Regions from separate parts of the Homo sapiens genome. Here region 1 is linked to region 2. The links are chromatin loops, found by intact Hi-C in ENCODE. Cell type or tissue: endothelial cell of umbilical vein. All regions are shown on one strand. Each heading gives the region's core, and the rest is flanking DNA. Links, peaks and the distances in the headings are about the cores only.

What was found. Peaks named below come from ENCODE experiments on the same cell type or tissue, not always from the same donor. Only the 100,000 strongest peaks of a DNase experiment are listed, where the experiment ranks them.
Region 1: it touches region 2 in a loop (7-fold over the local background); 32 of 110 quality-filtered maps call a loop at or near these places.

What each region holds. Positions count from the first base shown.
Region 1 is chr10:29,652,833-29,664,048 of GRCh38, forward strand. It overlaps a transcript of SVIL not described here. Among named protein-coding and RNA genes, the nearest start is that of SVIL, 23 kb to the left of the region's middle. RefSeq lists an enhancer at 5,704-6,903. In endothelial cell of umbilical vein, for the core only: no CTCF peak of the experiment used is centred there; a DNase peak (open chromatin) is centred at 6,419; H3K27ac peaks cover 2,017 bases.
Region 2 is chr10:29,729,014-29,740,229 of GRCh38, forward strand. It overlaps a transcript of SVIL not described here. Among named protein-coding and RNA genes, the nearest start is that of SVIL, 100 kb to the left of the region's middle. RefSeq lists silencers at 6,373-6,512, 6,623-6,812, 6,823-7,052, 7,307-7,601 and an enhancer at 6,453-6,953. In endothelial cell of umbilical vein, for the core only: a CTCF peak has its summit at 6,962 (motif pointing left); DNase peaks (open chromatin) are centred at 6,938, 7,728 and 7,888; H3K4me3 peaks cover 2,383 bases; H3K27ac peaks cover 2,264 bases.

The DNA of each region.
Region 1 (11,216 bases), core at 5,035-7,534, 77 kb before region 2:
ATCTTCTTTGGAGGACTATCCATTCCAATCCTTTGCCCTTTTTTAATCAAATTATCTTTTTATTATTGAGTCTTAACAGTTCTTTATGTATTCTAGATACTGTCCTTTATGACATATATAATTTGCAACTATTTTCTCCCATTCTGTGAATCGCCTTTTTCCTTTTCCTTTTTTTTTTTTTTCTGAGTCGTTCTCGCTATGTTGACCAAGCTGGTCTCAAACTCCTGGACTCAAACAATCCTCTGCTTTGGCCTCCCAAAGTGCCAGGATTACAGGCATGAGTCCCTGTGCCCAGCCTGATATGGTTTGGATTTGTGTTCTTGCCCCAATCTCATGTTGAATTATAACCCCCAATGTTGGAGGACAGGCCTGGTGGGAAGTGATTGGATCGTGGGGGCAAACTTCCCCCTTGCTGTTCTTGTGATGGTGAGTTCTCATGAGATCTGGTTGTTTAAAAGTGTGTAGCACCTCCCCCTTCTCTCTCTTCCTCCTGCTTCAGCCATGCAGGCTGTGTCTGCTTCCCATTCACCTTCTGCCATGATTGTAAGTTTCCTGAGGCCTCTGCAACCATGCTTCCTATATGACCTGAAGATCCATCAGCCAATTAAGCCTATTTTCTTTATGAATTACCCAGTCTCAGGTAGTTCTTTATAGCAATGCGAGAATGGACTAATGCATAGCCCTTTTCACTTTCTTGATATTGTCCTTTGCTGCACAAAGTTTTCTAATTTTGATACATTTATCTATTTTTATTTTGTCACTTGTCCTTTTGGTATCATATCTTAAAAAAATCCAATCCAAGGCCATTAAATTTGTATCTATGCTTTTTCTGAGAGTTTTAAGGCTTACCTTTAAGCCTCTTATTAATTTTGAGTTAATTTTTGTTTATGATATGAGGTAGGAGTCCAGCTTTTCTTTGGCAGATGGATATACAGTTTCCCCAGTACAATTTGTTGAAGAGATTATTTTTCCCCATTGAATTGTTTTGGCATTGTTTTGTATTGTTTCCACTGATTTACTGAAAATTAATTGACCACAAATAATGTATGAGTTTATTTCTAGACTCAATTCTATTCTATAGAATAGAATAGAATACCAGTACCACACTATCTTAATTACTGTAGTTTTGTAATACGTTTTGAAGCTGAGTCTCCTATTTTGTGCTTCTGTTTCAGGATTGTCATGGCTATTCTGGGTCCCTTGAATTTCCATATTAGTTTTAGTATCTACTTGTCAATTAAAAAAATTCATTTGAGATTTTTGACAGAGATTGCATTAAATCTGTAGATCAATTTGAAGAGTACTGTCATTTTTAAAATATTGTTTTCTGATCCATGCACATGGAATGTTTTTCCAGTTATTTAGGTCTTCTTTAGTTTCTTTCAATGATGTTTTATAGTTTTAAGGTATATGTTTTACACTTCTTTTGTTAAACTTATTCCTAAGTTTTTTATCTTTTTCATGCTATTAGAAAACAAATTATTGTTTCTATTTTATTTCATATTATTCATTACAAGTATATATAACAAAATTGATTTTGTATATTAATCTTATGTCCTGCAATCTTGCTGAACTTATTAGTTTTAATAGTATGGTGAGTTCCTAAAAATTTTCTATAAACAAGATCACGCCATCTGCAAGTAAAGATAGTTTTACCTTTTCTTTTCCAATCTGGAAGCCTCTTATTTCATTTTCTTGTATAACTGCTCTGGCTAGAACCTCCAGCACAATACTGTATTAGTCAGGGTTCTCCAGAGAGACAGAATGAATAGGATAGATATATAGAAGTAGGCAGGAAATGTATTAGAGGAATTGGCTCACAGGATAATGGGGGCTGAGAAGTCCCACAACCGGTTGTCCTCAAGTTGGACAACCAGGAAGACTGGCAGCCTGTCTCCATCTAAGTCCAAAGGCCTCAGAATCAGGGTAGCCAATGGCATCACTCTATCAATCTAAGGCCCAAGATCTGAGAATCCTGGGGCCACTGGTGCACATGCCAGAGTCCAAAGGACAGAGGACCTGGAGCTCTGATGTCCAAGGGCAGTAGAAGAAGTGTTGCAGCTCCAGCAAAGACCTTTCCCCTGTCTTTTTTTCTATCCAGGCCCGGAGTCAATTGGACAGTGATCACCCACATGGAGGGTGGATCTTCCTCACTTAGTCTACCACTCATACACCAATCTCGTCCAGAAACACCCTCACAGACACACGCAGAAATAATGTGTTATTAGCTATCTAGGTGTTTTTTAATCCAGCCAGGTTGACAAATGTATTAGGGTTCTCCAGAGGGGCAGAACCAACAGGATACATATACATGTGAAAGGGAATTTATTAGGGAGAACTGCCTCACACAATTACAAGGTAAGTCCCATGATAGGCTGTCTGCAAGCTGGGGAAGAGAGAAGCTGGTAGTGGTCAGTCCAAGTCCTAAAGCCTCAAAACTGGGGAAGTCAATAGTGCAGCCTTCAGTCTGTGGCCAAAGGCCCTAGACCCCCCGGCAAGCCACTGGTGCAAGTCCCAGAGTCTAAAGGCCGAAGAACCTGGAATTTGATGTCCAAGGGCAGGAGGAGTAGAAGGAAGCATCCAGCACAGGAAGAGGAAACAGAGCCAGAAGACCCAGCAAGCTGCTTATCCCACCTTCTTCTACTGCTTCGCTCTTGCCATGCTGGGCAGCTGACTGGATGGTGCCCACCCACAGCAAGGGTGGGTCTTCCTCTCCCACTCCACCAACTCAAATGTCAATCTCCTCTGGCAAGCCCCTCAGAGACACACCCAGAAAAAATACTTTACCAGGCATCTAAGCCTCCCTTAGTCCAATCAAGTTGACACCTAATATTAACCATCACAGCACCTAAAATTTACTGTTCACAAATACTGAACAGAAGTGGTGAGAATGGATATCCTTGTCTTGTCTCTGAGCTTAGGAGAAAAGCTTTCAGCCCTTCACCATTCAGTGTCATGTTAGCTGTGGGTTCTTCATAGATGTCTTTTTCAGGTTGAAGAAGTTCCCTTCTATTCCTAGTCTGTTGAGTGTGTATGTGTGGGTTTTTTTTTTTTTTTTCTGTTTCTTTTGGAGTTTTGCTCTGTCACTGGAGTGCAGTGGCATGATCTTGGCTCACTGCAACCTTAGACTTCTGTTCAGGTGCTTCTCCTGCCTCAGCCTCCCGAGTAGCTGGGACTACAGGTATGTGGCACCACGCCCAGCTAATTTTTGTATTTTTAGTAGAGATGGGGTTTCACCATGTTGGCCAGGATGATCTCGATCTCCTGACCTCATGATCTGCCTGCCTCGGCCTCCCAAAGTGCTGGTATTACAGGTGTGAGCCACCGTGCCTGGCCGAGTGTGAGTGTTTTTTTTTTTTTTAAAAACATGAAGAGGCATTCGATTTTGTCAAATGCTTTCTCTGCACAAGACATCCTCTTTGCCTTTGCTTTTCAATCTGGAAGCTTTTTCTATGCCACCCGCATAACTTGCTATTTCTCATTCTTACAAGTCTCTACTTCAGGGCATTCCTGGATCATCCTATTTTAAAGTCCCCACCCATCACTCTATCTTCTCCATTCATGCAACCACAGAACCTTCAAAGTACTCAGCCATTATGAAACCAACCCAACAGTCCCATATAGCTTTTTTTTTTAAAAAAAAGAATAAATAAACATAGAAATTGAACTTTCTGGTCTTAACATTTGAAACTTATATTTGTTTTATCTGAGATCCTTCCTCAGGAAATGACCTTCAGGCCTCTCAAAAAAAGTATCAAAGAAATGAAACTCACCAGATCACATCCAGACAATAAAATGTGGACGCTGATTCAACATGATTGCTTCCAAGCCCCTTCTGAGTTCCTGTTTTCCCACACATGATTACATTTCTTCCCTGCTATATAGCCAGTTTTGGTCAGTCAGAGAGATGGATTTGAGACTGAGCTCCCATCTCCTCGGCTGCAGCACCCAATTAAAGCCTTCTTCCTTGGCAACACTTGTTGTCTCAGGCATTGGCTTTCTGTGCAGTGAGCAGCAGGACCCAGATTGAACCCCTGGTGTTTTGGTAACAATTACTATTAATATATGTACATATTCTGATGACACTTGTATTAATATAAAGTTTGGTATTTGCCAGCACATATTCATAATTTTAGTCCTTGCAATAATAGTATCTACAAAGTGAATACTATTATAAGCATCTTACACATAAGGAAATTGAAAGAGAGGTTACATGTCTTTTCCAAGATCATGCAGTTTATTAAGTGTCAAACCCAGGATTAAAACCCAAGCCACTGAGCTGCAGATACCAGGCTCTTAAACATTTGCTATTGTGTCTCTCAATGATTACCTTTCCTTAATTGTTAATGTATTTATTATCTAAACATGAGCACTGTCAACCTCAGTTTTTGCTGCATCCCTAGCATCTAACACCATCCATGGCTGGTGCGCAATCAATATTTAATGAACAAATGGAACACTGGTCTTAAGATGCCTCACAAGAAAATAGTTCCATGGAACTCTGGTGAGCACTGCCCACTACTCACACCCATCAAGATTCACAAAGCTCATTAGTTTTGAAGAAGGTCATTTAACTTTAATCCAATGCTTTCCAAACGCACTTAGGCATAGACCCATCCTCTGACCCAGGTCCCCACTGTATTAGTGGTGTAGGGAGCTGTGTTCCAGGGAACACACTTTGAGAACTCCTGCTCCAGAGAGGCAGGTCAAATAGCACAGTTTCCAGAAGGGTGCTCCTGTTCTCACTCCTTTGGCTGGCTCTGCTCCTATGTAAAGGTCCTATCTAATTCACACTCCCCGAAAGCTCCCTAATAGCCACGGCTCAGCTCAGAAAGAAAACCACAGCTGTAAGCTTTCCTGTTCTTTCCTGAAGTTCATAAAGGGCACACTGGGACACATGACCATCGAGGAAAAATGAAGACATTTCCAACCATCACAGTGGCTCAGCTCTCCTGTATGTCTATGGTTCCACACCGCATCACAGAGGCCGCTTTAATCTTCTTCGAGCTCTGGTTTGTTGAACATGATTCAAACAAAATCACCCTTCACAATGTGCTTTAATCTCTTCTAACAGTGCAAGCAAAGCCAATAATGTGTTAACCACAAAAGTGTCATATTTCTTTCCTCAATACTTACCTTAACGCCGATATTTAAATCATGGCTTCGATGTGAAATGACTTCAAAATCATCATATCTCAGCTTTTCAAGTCCTCAAGGCCATCCACTTGAACTCTCTCTGAAAAAGGACAAAGTCTCTACTGAAAAATCTGAGAAAGAAAATAGCAAACAATACAAGACAACCACACGTACGAATGAAACTGGATACTCTGCTGTGATTAATCTGCTGCCTCCAAAGAGCTTTTTCCCTTTCAAATACTCATCAACATCAGCAACTACAGATTACAGGCAGTGGTTAAAGTATCTTTTTAAACCTCTTATAAAAAGTGCTCAATAAAAGAATGCATTTTTCCCATTCATCGTAAACTCAGTGAATAAAGTCATTTCTATGCAATGGTTCTCCAAAGCTCTTATTTTTCTGGGAGGACTAAAATTGTATTATTTGGTCTATAAGCAAGAATCATTTTTGGTAAATATGAGTACTTTCTAAATTCAAATTTAAAATCAGATCCAAATATAGGGATGGCCAGGCATGGTGGCTCCCACCTGTAATCCTGGCACTTTGGAAGGTTGAAGTGGGAGGACTGCTTGAGGCCAGGAGTTCAAGACCAGTCTGCAACAAAGTGAAACCCTGTCTATACAAAAAATTGAACAAATTAGCTGAGCGTGGAGGTGTGCTCCTGTGCTCCCAGCTACATGGGAGGCCAAGGCAGGAGGATCACTTGAGTCCAGGAGGTTAAGGCTGCAGTGAGCCATGTTTGGATCACTGTACTTCAGCCTGGGCAACAAGGAAGACCCTGTCTTTAAAAAAATTAAAAACAAAAGAACAAATATGGAGGCTTGGGAACAGCAGCCTTGCCACAAAGGGACAACTGAGAAAATAAGAAATGGGTTGAAATTCATCACGAAGTTGGATGGAACTAACAAAGACCCAATTCCACAGAAAAAGACATGCTGGGTGGAGAGTTAGGAGACTGGAATAACTCACCGAAGGCATCAGGGTGAGTGATTTGGCTATGACTTGGTCTATGTCAAGCATTCCAGGCAGAGACAATCTCTGCATTTATTTTCCTCAAAGAGTGAGGGGAAACCCCACCTATGCTAGAATGTACCAGAGTAGAATTAAGGCAAACATGCATTTCCCCTTGTGGTTTGCCTGACGAGGTGCAATTTGTATGAAAGATGACTCACAAGGTTACAGAGTCATTCTTTAGACTCGAGGGTTGACACTCTGTGTGGTTCTTAATGACTCAGCCTGGGAGAGGTCCCCAACACAGAAGGCTCCAGCCCTGCAATCCCAGACTACAGAGGAAAGCCCCTCGTTTATCAGCTGGTTAGTGGTTAACAAGCGTGGCTTTGGGAAGTCTTTTGTCTTAGGCTATTGAGTTCCATCTTCTCATCTCCTCTCTGTTGTCTACTCAGCACTTCCTTGTATTCTTACCGCCGGAAAAAGTCAGAAAAGAATTCACTCAAGCACAGAGGGCTCTGAACTGGGCAACAGCTGGCACCACACCAGGCATTGCAAGAAACCACAGCTGAATTCCTTGGCGCTCATTTTTATAAATATTCCACAGGAAGGATGTCAGAAGCCTGGTTTATCCAGCATAGAGAGAATGGGGTTCATCTCCAGAAGCCCAGCCCCAGAGGCAACTTCTAGGAAAAAATCATCTTGTGATGGGTGCGGGGTCAAAGGGGAGTCAGCCCATGTGAAGTTCCCACAAGGTTAAAAAATAAATTATTGTCACCACTGCCTGGTGGAATTCAGACAGTCATGAACTCATTCTTGTAAGCCACAGAGATGGTTGCGGTAAACACAGACAAATTATTGGGTTTAAGCAGACCGTTTTTTGTTCCAACAATAAAAAAAATCATTTTCCCTTTCCTCCACAAATCTCTTTATTACTAAAAAGCTTTGATGCCTTGAGAACTGGGCTAGATCAATGTAAGCCTCTCTTTTTCCCCTGGGACTCCTCCTTAGGGCTCCAAACTGGTTTAAAAAATCCTTTGCCTGCTTAGGAAAAGGAGACCCTCTTATTGAACCAGCCACAAAAGAAAGAAAAAGAAAACTACTCAAAAAGAAAACAGGGGCTGGGCACAGTGGCTCATGTCTGTAATCCCAGCACTTTGGGAGGCTGAGGCAGGAGGATGGCTTGAGGCCAGGAGTTCAAGACTAAGCTGGGCAATACAGTGAGACCTTGTCTCTACAAAAAAATTAAAAATTAGCTGGGCCTGCCTATGGTCCCAGCTACCCAACAGGCTGAGGAAGAAAGATTGTTTGGGCCCAGGAGTTGCAGGTTACAGTGAGCTACGATTGTACCACTGCGCTCCAGCTCGGGCAACAAAGCAACACCTTGCTTGACTCAAAAAAAAAATTAAAAAGGCAGGGTGGGGTGGCTCATACCTATTGTTCCAGCACTTTAGGAGGCCAAAGTGAGAGGATCAATTGAGCCCAGGAATTTGAGACCAGCCTGGGCAACATAGCAAGACCCTGTGTTTACAAAAAATATAAAAAATTAGCCAGGCATGGTGTTGCACACCTCCCAGCTACTAGGGAGGCTGAGGTGGGAGGATCGCTTGAGCCTGGGAGGTGGAGGCTGCAGTGAGCCATGGTCTCACCACTGCACTCCAGCCTAGGCCACAGAGCAAAATTCTGGTGGGGGGAACGGGCCAAGAGAATCACAAGAAGCCAAGAAGAAAGGGCAGAATAGAAACATTCTCATCCCTCCCTCTTCTTAAAGAGAGTGCTAATCTCTGCCCAGACGCTCACGTCTTCCCCTGGCTCATTCCCCTCCTGACCTCTGGAGCATGGGCTCTCAAACTCATAGTGTGCACAGCAATCGCCTTGGGGCTCTACAACTGTGAGTCCAGATAGAAGAAAATCTGCAGTGAAATCATGAGCTCAGGGACAAAGAAGGAGTTTAAAAAGCCTGTGCCTGGGCCGGGTGTGGTGCCTCACGCCTGTAATCCCAGCACTCTGCGAGGCTGAGATGGGAGGATCATGAGGTCAAGAGATCAAGACCATCCTGGCCAACATGGTGAAACCCCGTCTCTACTAAAAATACAAAAATTAGCCAGGTGTGGTGGCACATGCCTGTAGTCCCAGCTATTCGGAAGGCTGAGGCAGGAGAATCGCTTGAACCAGGGAGTCGGAGGTTGCAGTGAGCCGAGATTGCGCCACTGCACTCTAGCTTGGCGACAGAGCAAGACACCGTCTCACAAGAAAAAAAAAAAAAAGCCTGTGCCTGAAACACTTGAGTCCTAGAAATCTGGTTTGCTTAAAGACAAAGGGAAAACCTCAGTCACTAGAGAGTAAAACTTCAGAATATATTGACAGGAAAACCCCACCATCAACCAGCTTTCATGCAGTCAGGATCATTTAGGAAAAATAAAAAAGCAAGAATACAAACAGGAAAAGGTCCAAATTTAGGGACAGGTTGAAGTTCGAGAAACGAGTCAAACCGGAATAAAAGCAGAAAAGAATTCCAGAGGAAAACAGGGCACCGGAGAAAGGAGAATGAGCATGATTAATGCAGCAGGAGGAGATGCTAGCTAAGCTGGAGCCAGACCAGGAGGGCTTGTCTCTTCTCTCCGGGGCTCTCTTGACCTTTCCAAGGCATTTCTTTCCGGACAAAACAAACTGTTACTGACTTTCACCAGGTTACCAACCCCCTGTGCAAAAACTCTGACTAGACTCTGGGACTAAATCTAGACCAATTGCATCTGGAAGAGAGATATGCCAGACAAAGGCATCCTTTTAGGTTAATGTTTCAAGCCTGTGCTTTGACAGATGGTGCCCATGGAGGTGCTCACAGTGAATGGATGTTTCTGGTGAGTTTTTATTTTCATTTTCCAAATTCTAGAACTGAAAATCAAATAAACTTTCTTTCTTTTTTTTTGAGATGGAGTCTCATTATGTTGCTCAGGCTGGTCTTAAACTCCTGGCTTAAAGTGATCCTTCCGTCTTTGGCCTCCCAAAGGGCTGAGGTTACAGGAGTGAGCCACCATGCCCGGCCCCAGTGAGTTTTATTCACATACTACCAAACTACTAGAGTAGCAAGTGCCTCTAGTTCTGGGGCATTGAGCAGCAACTTATCCCTCTTCACCAAGCAGCCAACAACCCCCACTGCAGACCTCAGGGATGATGCTGCCATGAGACCCAACTTTTATTCTGGCTTCTTTCTCCAACCTTTTTCCCTAGATGCCTTTAGCAAGGAAACCTGGTTCTTCCAGACATTTTCACAGAGCCTTAGGCACTTCCTCCCCGGTCTCATACAAATCTTTCAGGATTCAGCCTGGATGCCCCCAGTTTCCAGGAGAGCTTCTCTGACTGCCTTCATCCATCCTCAGAGACCTCCCTGTCTCCTGAATTCATGCCAAACACCTGATGCTGATTATAAATAACAATATGGCTAATTCTCAACCATCAAGGGTTGGATTAGCCACAGGAATAATAATACCAATAAGCATAATAATCATTATTGTTATTTGAACATTTGTAAAAAGTAAATAAATAAAATGCCAAATCAACAAGACCATCTCCCCATTAGAGAAGGTCCCCATTGATTGGAACTGCACAGTGACCTGCAGACATCACTGTGTCTGGAGTAGTTCCAGGCATCCATCACCCCTCAGATAGCTGCCTACCACATTAGTGCCCAAGGCTTGCCATTCTGACAGCAATAATTCCAGAAGCAAACACATGGATGGGAAAGCCACTAGTAAGTGACTGGACTGTCACATGTGTGAGGCAAGTTAGAAGCAATGAGCAACAATTAAAGTGGGAAGCTGGCATTAGAAGACAGGGCAGCAGGGATGTATGTGCGCGCGTACACACACACACACACACACACGGAACACTTGGACGAAGGACAAATAATAGGCCAGGTGCAGTGGCTCATGCCTGTAATCCCAGCACTCTGGGAGCCCAAGGCGGGAGGATCACTTGAGGCCAGAAGTTTGAGACCCACCTGGGCAGCAAAGCAAGACCCCATCTCTACAAAAAAGTAAAGAAAATTAACTGGGTGTGGTGGCATGCACCTGTAGCCCTAGCTACTTGGAAGGCTGAGGCTGGAGGATTGCTTGAGGCCAGGGATTTGAGGCTGCAGTGAGCTATGATCACACCACTGCACTCCAGCCTGGGCAACAGAATAAGACTCTGTCTCTTAAATAATAGTAATAATAAAAGAATAGACCATTTTAAGAGCACTAACCAATGGCCCATTTTATTTGTCAAGAAAACTATAGAAGACTTTGTGATCCTAGACTTGTAATATTTTTACACAGTAAGACAGTATCTATAGAATGGTGAATATTGTTCCAAATACTGGATTTTTCAGTAAGTAAACATCGGTAGTTTCCACTATGAAGAACATATTAGATTTGATGGTGACAACTTTTCTGTACTTTACCTCTCAATCAACAGATACTTATATTTCTTTTTTTTGTTTTTTTCTTTTGAGACACAGTCTCCCTCTGTTGCCCAGGCTGGAGTGCAGTGGCACAATCTCAGCTCACTGCAACCTCCGCCTCCCAGGTCCATGGAATTACAGGTGTGCACCACAATGCCCAGCTAATTTTTGTATTTTAGTAGAGACGGGGTTTCACCATGTTGGCCAGGCTGGTCTTGAACTCCTGACCTCAAGTGATCTGCCCTGCTTGGCCTCCCAAAGTGCTGGGATTACAGGCGTGAGCCACCATGCCCTGGTTGAGAGACGCCTATATTCCATATGGACTTTTCCCTCTAAAATCAGACTCATTTTTTATCAGCGGGACTCTTCTCCTGCACTGTATGTTTTCAGTGTTTCATGGGCATGAGCCCCATGCTCAACAAAGAGATGCGGAAAGACTGACAGGGAGGCAGTGGGCAGAGCAGCCGCTGGTTCTCCCGGTGAGTGCTGCTGGCAATCAGCACATCGGCAACTGCAAGAAGATGCTCACAGTCAAAATAGCAACTGACGCCAAGGGCACATCAAGGAGAGGGAGCTAAAATAAGAACCACAATCCTCCCTGGTGAGATCCAGAAACTCCACTACCCCTCTGTCCTTGGGGATATCTTCCTACGGGACACGTTCCCCATTTGATGGTCTTTATGCTGCCAT
Region 2 (11,216 bases), core at 5,725-8,224:
TGCCAAAGTCTGGGGGTGAGGGGCGGTGTTAGGATGTTTGTGGGGAGTGGTACTATGGCTGCATAAGGAATACTAGAGAAGTCCTGAGCAAAGGAGGTCCCCCTCCCCAACTAAGCTCATCACCTTCTTCCTCCTAAGGGAAATGGCTCTTATTTCTAACCCCAAGGACCATGATGTTGGGGGGACAACATAGTCACCACTATCAAGGGGAACTGGATCATTTTCCAACAGTACCCCTGTGGAAAAAGAGGAAACAGGCTAACTTTGACCGCCCACCTATATCTGACATCCATCAAGAATTTTGTAGCATCCCAAGACATTAAGCAGGAGGAAAAAGTTTGATGGTATAAAGGTGAAGTCATCTTCTGAAAGGAGCTGGGCTGGGTGAAAAAGGATAGTGGGTACAGTAGCCATGCTGGGCCTCTGTGTTTATGGAGGTGTGTGTGTGTGTGTGTGTGTGTGTGTGTGTGTGTGTGTGTGTGTATGTATGTGGTGTGTGTAGCAAGACAGAGGGATGTATGTGTTTAAAAGTTGGCAATTGGCCGGGTGCGGTGGCTCACACCTGTAATCCCAGCACTTTGGGAGGCCGAGGTGGGCAGATCATGAGGTCAGGAGTTCAAGACCAGCCTGGCCAACATAGTGAAACCCCATCTCTACTAAAAACACAAAAAGTAGCTGGGTGTGGTGGCACGCACCTGTAGTTCCAGCTACTTGGGAGGCTGAGGCGGGAGAACCGCTTGAACCCAGGAGGCAGAGGTTGCAGTGAGCCGAGATTGCACCGTTGCACTCCAGCCTGGGTGGCAGAGTGAGACTCCATCTCAAAAAAAAAAAAAAAAAAAAAAAAAAAGGTGGCAATTGCTCTTGAGAGACAAGACTTAGAAACGTAACATGATGGCTGGGCACTGTTTCTCTCACCTATAATCCCAGCATTTAGAGAGGCTGAGGCAGAAGGATCACTTGAGCCCAGGGAGCTCGAGACCAGCCTGGGCAACATTTCTCTATAATTTTTTTTAAATTAGCTGGGCGTGGTGGTGCACACCTGTAGTCCCAGCTACTTGGGAGGCTGAGGAGGGAGGATTCCTTGAGCCCAGGAGTTCAAGGCTGTAGTAAGCTATGATCACACCGCTGTACTCCAGCCTGGGCAACAGAGCAAGACCCTGTCTCTAAAAAAGAAAAAAGTAAAAGAAGAATAAGATGCTAAGAGAACTGTAATGTGCAAAGAAATGTACTAAGGAAGGGAGATTTATCCCAGTGAAAGTCCTGGGTGAAAAACCCAGTGAGGATCACTGAAGTCAGGGCATGTACAATGAAGCTGTAGAAGAAGATGAGACTCAACCTCCAGCTTCGTATAAGTTGACCCTTCCAGTCAGAGGGGAGTGTTGAATTTTCAATCAGGAGATCTTAGTTCTAATCTTAGCGCAGGCAAGGTTCTCAACCGTGGAGCCTCAGTTTCCTCATCTCCAAGATGGAAACCCTGGGTCACCAGCCCTAAGAACCCAACGGGGTTCTTGAGCATCTCAAGTGAAAACGTCAGTAAACCAAGTGAAAACTGAAAGACTGTAAACATCTGTTATTACTGCACAAAAGGGATGAAGTAAGAGATACATGAATGTGTAAATGGAGGCCAGAAGTGGATTAAGGGCTTAGAATTGTGGGTGCAACTCAGCAACCGTGAATCATCAGGGGATCTGAAGCAACAGCAGTTTCCAGTACAAGGAACCCCTAAGATTTCGAGGAGATTTGGAGTCAGAGGGTTTTATACATGCCCAAGCAATTATGGCTTATTTTACAACCTTTTATAGAACAAAGGCGATTGAAACTCACTGAATATCCCAAAAAGGATTGTGATTGATGCTGGAGCTACTAGAGGGCCATTTATTCACAATTCACAATAATTAGGAAGGCAAGATGTTTTGGGGTGCTGGCCAGGAACTGGGAGACAAGCAGGCCTAGGTAGAGGCACAATACGAAATCTTTTTTAAGGACATGTACGTAAAATTTGATAAACCATATAACGCCTCTTCTATCTTCCTGTACCCAAGATTCTGCTCCTCGATTCTTACTGGCACATCAACTTGCTACTCTGGCTTTATTTGAGCTGACATGATTACAACACTGTTCTGAAAACAAAAAGGTGCTGCCTCTGCTCTAGCCCTCATACTTGAAGTATTTGTTTACGTCTGTTGTTTCTGAACTGCGAGTCCATCCAGGGCTGGGCCCAACCCTTATTCATCTTTATAGGTTTCCCAGGCCTGTCACACTATAAACACTCAACAGAAGATTTGCTGAATTAAATCCACTAGCCATACCACCTTGGATAAGCAACAACTTCTTATAAACTGAAGTTTTCTCATTGATTAAACAAAGGATGTGGGCAAGGTACCCTCCAGCTCCAACAAATGCAAAAACAACAGAATGTTCTGAAAACACAAAAGCACTGTCTGGAGACACATTGTAACTTTTATGCATTTCATGCAATAGAAAAATGTATAGAATTAAATCTGATTCATATGTCAATTTTTAAATAAACACTTATTTTTAGGTATTAGATCCATTCCTTTGTTAGGCAATGAAATATAAAAGCAGCCTAAGGTTTTACATATGGAAAAACTATACATGCCGGTTACCCTAAAATAACATTTATTTGGATTAAAAAAAAATGTTAATTCTGACATTTCCTTTTAAACCGCCTCCCCTGACAGACTATATCTGGAATAACATTGACATAACAGAAACAAGTAAGTCTCTTTACAATGACTACAGTTTAACAAAGGCGCCTGTCTTTTTACCTTCCTTGTTTACTGAACAAAGGCAGCAAATGTAAGTACAGTTGCCCCAGCAGCTGGCAAGTTCTCTCCCATATGCGAAGAAGTTGTGGAACAGCTGGGGAATGCAAGATGCTTTTGAACAAGCTGCTATGTGATCCAAAATAACGCCGCCTGTTCATCTTCCGTACAATGGAAGCGACGGCCCAGCGCAGGTCTGGCGCATGCCCTGCAGCGGCTTCTTTCTTTCCAGATGGAGTGCAACAAGTGGCTACAAATGGAGTGAAATGCACAAAAGCAGGGATCTTGCTCCTAACTCTTTACACGCCTCCAATTGGTTATGCACGCAGCTCATTTTCCAGTGTGGGAGAAGCTGCATATCATATCCAGATGTAAAACCTACATAATGACAATCCCTCTCTGTCCTCCTGTCCATGCACTTTCTTGAAGATAATGTTCATGGTAACTACACATCGGGTGGTGTATAATGACATTATAACGTTTCTTTATGTTGCTTTAGTCCATATCAATTGTTTAAAAGAGCAAAACCCAAATCAAGAGGTATAAAATAGCAAAAAATGATCAGATGTATTATAAGAAATTATATCCATTATATATACTATATACATATAGATACAATATACGATTTTATATTTCTTGCATGTATATACAATATAGAGTATATTTGCTCATTTGAAAAACTTTCAAGTTTTTTTAACATATGAAATAGCTATACTGGTTGCTCATTAATTGTTCAGTTTAACTGACCTATGCTTCATGCTGTCATCTAAAAGTTAGTTTAGCAATTTTCAGATCATACATAGTTGACCATGTTTAAGGAAATATTTTTGAAATGTTATGTCTCAAACTCTCCTTCCTCTTCTATCAACTTGGTGGTTCACCTTTAAACAGACTATCAGAAAATACTACATTTTCCAAGGAAATGGTCCCTCTTCCCAGGATTAGGCCAGCACCATTTTCACAGAAGCAGATACATTTCTTTAGTGCCATTGATGGCTAGTGAATGAGAAAGGAGAATACATATTTCCTTTTCACCAGTTCATTTGGTTTGGGTTTTTGTTTTTTTTTTTTTAATTCCTACCATCTTGGCCATTAGAATACTGGGCTTTAAATTTAAGAGAAAGGGAAATGGCTGAAAGGCCCACCACAAAATTACACAGTGGCAAAACCAGGAGAAAAGCTCTACAGTTCTGGAGCTCCTTGTAAACTCCTTGGGCGACTGGACCAAGTTTTCCATCACTACCAACCTTTCCCTAGCCCCAACTTGCTGAGAGAAGGAGGAATCACTAACTGTACTATATTGCCATATTCACTAAGAACAGTCAGTTCAGGGCAACTAAGAACTACTTTACCTCTCTGGATGAGGGGAGGAAGGGAAGGATTCTGTTCTTAAACATCATCATTATTAGTTAACATTTGTTGAATAGCAACTATGTGCTAGGCACTGTGCCGAGTATCTCATGAATTATCTAATTTAGTCCTCATGGTTTGAAACCAGGAGGCACTATTATTATTCCTAGCTTGTTTTGTTTAGTTTTTTTACAGACAGCTGTCTAGCTCTGTTGCCCAGGCTGGAGTGCAGTGATGCGATCATAGCTCACTGCAGGCTCGAACTCTTGGGCTCAAGCGATCCTCCCACCTCAGCATCCCAAGTAGCTAAGACCACAGGTAATTTTTAAATATTTTGTAGAAACAGGGTCTCACTATGTTGTCCAGGCTGGTCTCAAACTCCTGGCCCCAAGCCATCCTCCCACCTCGGCCTCCCAAAGCCTTGGTACTACATGTGTGAGGCACGGCACCTGGCCTTTGATTTATGTTTTAAGAGAAGAAAGTGAAGCTCAGAGGCTAGGCAAATTGTCCAAGGCTGCAGACCTCTAAATGGTGAAGGCAGCAACCGAACCCAGCCATTCTTCCCAGACTTTCCAGGCTTGCCCTCATCAGCGTGCCTGGCTGCCTCTACCTAGGACGTTCCAAGTCCCTGACTGTCACGCCAGAGTTGCAAACATCTTTCTTGAAGGCAATACATTTTAAGTACATTCAGGACAATGCCAAAGTCCTATTTTGTAAACTTGAGCTCAAATGTTGTATAAAAGTTGTGGATACAACCATATCCTTGGATCCCTCAAAGAAATTCTGAGGTTTTAACTTATCAGTCAGTAAGGTGGGCCATTATTTCCAAAGCATACTTCACTCAATTTTAAACGCACATTCAGCACAGTGGCAAAGTCACACACAGCTTAAACAAGGTGGGAACTGCAGCTCCTTGCAAAAGAAAAGGCAAACAGAGCTCCGTGCTGTGTAGAATTCCTGACTCCAGGCCCACCTGCCTGATGAAACACTGCAAAAAGCAAAGGACAGCTATTTCCACCTCTCTTTGGAACTGTCATAATTCTAAAGGTTTGGGGAGGAAACCTTAGTTCTCTTCATATACATTAAGTTTTAAATATGAGTTGGTTTAGCTATGGCACTGGCATTAACACAAGCCAGAGATAGGTGGAAAGTCCATCAAGCCCTATAGCCTAGCATAATCAAACCTGAACCCCGGGGTACAGCACACACCCAGCAGTCCATAAAGCGCTCTTCAGTAACCGACTTTGTCAAAAATAAAAAAATAACCTGGAAGAATAAACAGTCCTCTTTGGAACAGGGCAGACTCTTGGATCTGTTAACCTCTTTAAGCCTCAGTTTCCTCATCTGTGAAACAGAAATAACCTCCTGGGAAGAGGTTGTAAGGTTTAAAGAGAAAATGAAGAGCCTTCCACATTGTGTAGGGGAGAGTCCCTGGTCCATTAGCCCTTCATAAAAACCAGTGCCTGCCCTTTCCTTCCAACAGAAGAAGGGGGTGGAGGCAGATAAGACAAGACACGAAAACGTGAATTCCATCGATTGACTGCGAGGGGCTAGGGTTCACAGCAAGCAGAACGTCCTGGGTTTCTCTTCAATACCACCTCCTCCTCTCCTGTTCAGATGCTGAGAAACATCTGGCGCAGTAGAGATGCTGCCTCTGACATTTCTATGACAAAACGCGTGCCTGTGCTAGGGTTTGCACAGGCACAAGTTATCACAACCTCGGGATGGGGCTGGGGATGGCGGACAGGAGCTCCTTTAATTTCCCCAGCTGGCCTCTCCCCTTGTGAGGAACTTCTCATTGCAATAAACTGTCAGACTTCACAAGATCTCTCATGCCAACGCCTGAAGCTCTTAATCCCGCACCTGACCCAGATTGCGGCCTGGACTGGAGCCTCCCCGCCGCTCACTCACTGTAATGCAATTACCGCCTTCTGGAGCTCCACTCGGGGTGCCAGGGACTGCTGGCTGTCACCCGGGGACTAAACCACTCCCTTCGGGGAGCCCGCACGCGCGCAGAAACGTGGGCAGCTGGGGTGGCCTGGCGCACCACGCATCGGGTTCAAACCCGCGCGGGCCCTGCGGAGGCGCCGGTCTGGGACCCCGGGCTGGGGCGCGGGAGCCACCGCAGCTCCGGCCACTTGCGGCTGGTGTCGGGAAAGGAACCGGGCGATGTCGTAGTTCTGATCACTGGCGCGCCACTCCCCGGGCCACCCGCCTCCCCGCCATGCTCTCAGCGTAACGGGCAGCCGCGCTAACTTCCCGAAACTCCGCGGAGAGAAACCCTGCCCCGGCCCGCTCCTCCCCGAGGCGCGCTCCGGGGACGGAAGTGGGTGGGAGCCGCGGCCGCGCCGCGCCTTTGTTACGGCTCGGGGACCCCGCGGGCCGAGCGCAGCGCCCCGTCGCAGCGGCCCGGGCACCCGCCGGCCTCCACCCCCGGGAGGCGCCCCCGTTCCCGCTTCGGTCCCCGGCAGGGCCTCCCGCAGCCAGAGCGAGACTGACCCGCGCCTCCCGCCCCGGAGCAGAGCGCAGCGGCGCGTCCTGGCGTCTGCCGGCCCCGGCTCCGCGCGCCCCTCGGCCACCGCGCGGAGGGACTTTGCTCACCTACCCGGCTCTTCCACACCTCCCGGTGGCAGGATCGCCGCTTCCCGCCGACAGCGGCTCGGCGGCCCCGACTTCTCAGCAGCGCCGCGGCCACGCCCCGCCTCGTTCCCACCGCGCGGGGAGCGGGTCCCCGCTCGGGATGATTCACTTCGCTCCTTACCTGGAGGCTCGCGCGTCCCCACCCCTTGCGACCCGCGCGGCGGCCGGGAGCTGGCGCCCTCTGCTGGGCCACCAGGCGGGAGCACCCTCGGACTGGGCAAGGATCGGGCGGAGAGGGTGGGGACACAGAGGGGGGCCAAGCACAAGCACCCCTGCCTCTCTCAACGCGGGCACCCCTTCCCAAAACAGGGGCCAGTGCGCGGGGACCACGCTGGGACGACTCTCGGGGGAAGCACCAGAGCTGTCCCCACGCCCCAGGACACGAACTCGCGCCCGGAGCCGACCCCCTCCACGGCCAGCGGGTCCAGCCGCGTCCTCGGAGGTGGCCCAAGGAAACCGCGATGAATCGGCATAAGCACGTCCTATCTTAAAACACCGGAAAGGCAGATTTTACTTTGTTTGGAAACTAAGTTTGTGTCCTGTGTCTCAGTAGCTCTCAGGGTGGTGGCAGTCACGCCCCCCCGGTCCCAGGGCTGGGAAGATGCTTGGGCTAGCCCCCGCTGCAGCCCCGGAGATGCGGGGCTTTAGGATCCCAGGGGCTGGAGGCCAGGGCCGCCCTATCGCTCTCCCGGCCGGGGGTGTGGCTGTCCAACTCGCTCTGTCGCCCGAGTGAACTCTTCCAGCAGGTTGGCCTCTCAGGCTGTCCCCTGAGGACCTGAGCGAAACTCTGGAGGGGACCAGGAAGAAGGGAGAGAGGACATCTCCGAGACCTTCCCGGGGGTGCGCCCACACTCACGCGCCCACACTCGCGTCCCCACCTTCCCCCCCGTCTCACCTCCGCGCGCTCCTGCAGAGCCCGACTGCGCCCGCCCTCCTCGCCCACCTGCCGGGCCCGGGCCGGGGGTGCACACTAGCGCGGGGCCTTGGTGGTGCGGCACCGTCCCCTGCCCAAGCTGGCTCTCGAGGAGGTGTGGGCCCCGGGAAAGTCGGCCAGGGCCACTGTCGCCGTCGCCGCCGGAGCAGAGCCAGTGGCGAGCTCGTCAGGGCGGACCGGGCGCCTCCGTCCCCGAGAGCCGGCGCGCGAGTCCCGGCCAGCGGGCAGGCGCCCGGTATTAATTGTAGGGCCCCCGGGTGTCGGCCGCCAGGCGCTCTGAGTGGCTCGGACCGCGCGCCAGGCCGGCGGGGCCGGCGCCACCCACCCCCTCGGCGCGCGCCCGGCCCAGGGACGCGCCCACGCGCACGCGCCCAGCGGCTCAGGGCTCCCTGGCTCTCACCGGCTCTGCTGCCCGGAGGCAGCCGCTTACCCTGGAGCCCTGAGAGGCCCCTTTGAGTCTCCAGACCTTCCAGGGATAAATAAAATCTGGCGACCTGTGCCAACGCTGTGGGCCAGTTGCAAAGGAGACCGTCCTTGCTGGCCACGCGCACCTGTGAAAAAGTCGCGGGACCCCCCAATCCCCTCCACCTGGACCGAACCCTGCCTCGGTGGTTCTCGCACTTTAGCTACACCAGAGTCCTCCAACGTTTGTGAAAACACCATGACTGCCCCTCTTCGTGCCCCCTCCAGTGTCTGATTCTGTAAGACTTCTGTGGGGCCCGAGAATTTGCACTTCGAACAGATTCCCAGGTGATGCTGAGGCAGCCGCGAAGATTGAGAGTTAGGGCTTGTAAAAGTGCTTGGTAAACGGCAGAACAGTAGATAAGTAGATAAATTTCAACCTGTTAAGTATGTTACTTGTCTGTTTCAGTAGGTAGAGGTAGTTGTGCTCCTCTGAGTGTTAGACTACTTTATGTTTCCTCCTGAATATGCACCATCAGACAAAAAAGAAAAGCGAGTGTTTTTGTTTGCTCTAAAAGACCACAGATTGGGTGGCCTAAGCAACAGAAATTGATTTTCTCACAGTCTTGGAGTCTGGAAGACTGTTCTGGAGATCAAGATGTGGTCAGGGTTGGTTTCTTCTGAGGCCAGTCTCCTAGGCTTGTAAATGGCTTTTTGTGGCGTCTTCACAAGGCCTTCCCTCTGTGTCTGTGTCTTAATCTTTTCTCCTAAAGACACTATATGACTTCATTTTAACTTAATCACCCCTTTAAAGACCCTGTCTCCAATTGCATGCCTTTTTTTTTTCTGAGACAGAGTCTTGCTCTGTCACCAAGATGTGTGTCACCTACATCACATTTTTAAGTAGTGAGGGTTAGGACCTCAACATATGAATTGGGATTGGGGGAGCGGGGAGGGTGCACAATTCAGTCCATAACTGTGAGCTCCATTGCTCCTAAGATGCTAGAATAAAAATTGGACTTCAGGGCCGGGCGCGGTGGCTCACGTCTGTAATCCCAGCACTTTGGGAGGCTGAGGCGGGTGGATCACGAGGTCAGGAGATCGAGACCATCCTGGCTAACATGGTGAAACCCTGTCTCTACTAAAAATACAAAAAATTAGCCGGTCGAGGTGGCGGGCGCCTGAAGTCCCAGCTACTCGGGAGGCTGAGGCAAGAGAATGGCGTGAACCCGGAAGGTGGAGCTTGCAGTGAGCAGAGATCGCGCCACTGCACTCGAGCCTGGGCGACAGAGTGAGACTCCTTCTCAAAAAAAAAAAAAAAAAGAAAAGAAAAGAAAAGTTGGACTTCAGCCTCCCCTATCCCCTACTCCATCTCATGCCCTCCACGACAAGCTGACCTGTGGACTCACACATTGTCAAGTGCTGTGAAGGGAAGCTGGGAGGATTGAAAATGCAGTAAGGAAACAGCCCTCTCAACTCGATTTGTGGTCACAGCAGTAGCAGCGACACTCCAGTGTGGAAAAGAATATAGGGGATCTATCAGGAATTTGAGACCCTTTACCAGCAAACATTTCAGAACCGGCCTCTTAGCCTTTGTTAGCGATTCAATCCAGAGTCACCCTTGCCCAGTCTGCCCTCTGCCTACTCCCCATGTCATTGTCATCCCCCATGGGCTCCATAATTAGAGACTGTGGTGAATAAATATGCCTAAGACGCCTCATTCCGCCTGCCATCTATGGGAGCTCTGACACATTTACAGCTGGGGTAGACAGGAAGGATGTGAGGATGAGGACTTCGATGCTGACCCCACACTACCTAGAGACATCTGAAAAAAGTCATCTTCCACAAATTGGTCATTGCCCCAAATTAAGCGCACTTACTGATCCTACTTTGTAACTTTTCTTTGTGGCTTCATCCAACCCTTGATTTATTCTTTTTTTTTTTTTTTTTTTTTTCGAGACAGGATTTCACCATGTTAGCCAGGCTGGTCTCGAACTCCTGGCCTCAAGTAATCCGCCCGCCTTGGCCTCCCCAAGTGCTGGGATTATAGGCATGAGCCACTGTGCCCAGCTGAACCCTTGACTTCTTAACACCAAGCCAGGCCCTCCCCAAGCTCCAGATCCAGTGGCTGCTGGATCACCACAGACACTCCAAGCACAGTAATGTGTGGCCATAATTGAACTCTTCCCCACACTTTGTTTTCCCTGTATTACCCATCTGAGTGGATGGCACCAGCTCCACCATAGTCGTGCCTGCTAGAAACCCGGGCATCATCTGAGAGAAGACCCTCTGCCACACCCTTTACACCTCACCAGCTTCAATTGGTTTCATACAGCGTCCCTGATGCCTCCCAGAGGCCTCCTTCTTTCCCACTCCCACCACTATTGCCTCAGTCCAGGCCCTTCTACTATTTCCCCTCTGGCTTTTGACGCCAGCCTCCTGATCCCTGCTCCAGCCTGGCTTCTGAGCCAGCATCCCCCACACCATATCTTCAGTGATCTTTCAAAAACAGAAACCTGATGACCCTGCAGGCCTTCTTAAACTCTCTCAATGGATTCCCTGGATGTTCCAGGAGAAATACGCAAGCTCCGTGGCCCATCTCTGGCTATGGCCTCATCTGCACCCTTCACTCCAACCATAGGGACCACTTGTGCCCAATGCCCTGCATATTCAAGAGGTTCCATGCTCTCTGAACACACTTGCTTGGTCTAGAGAGAAGGTGTCACCTCCTTTCCAGCCTCCTCCAGGAGTCACCAACTTCAAGAAGCCTGCCTGCTTCTTTCTGAACTAAGGACCCCCTTCTGCTCCCACAGCACCCAATTAAGTTGCAGTCATAGCCATCAAATGTTGGACTGTAATCACCAGGTCACTTCTCTGTGTCCTTCATTAACCTGTGAGTTGGGGGAGGGCAAAGGTCTTACCCATTTTTGCAAGTTTGAAGTCTAGATTAAACTTGATGCTCCAAAAAAATTATGTGTGTGTGTGTGTTTGCTTTAATGAATGAATGAATTCTTAGAAAGTCAGAGGATTTGTTCAAACATAGCTTTTGTTGCAAATACCTTATTTGGGGCAATCCTCACTTCCTTGATAATACTTGTGAACAT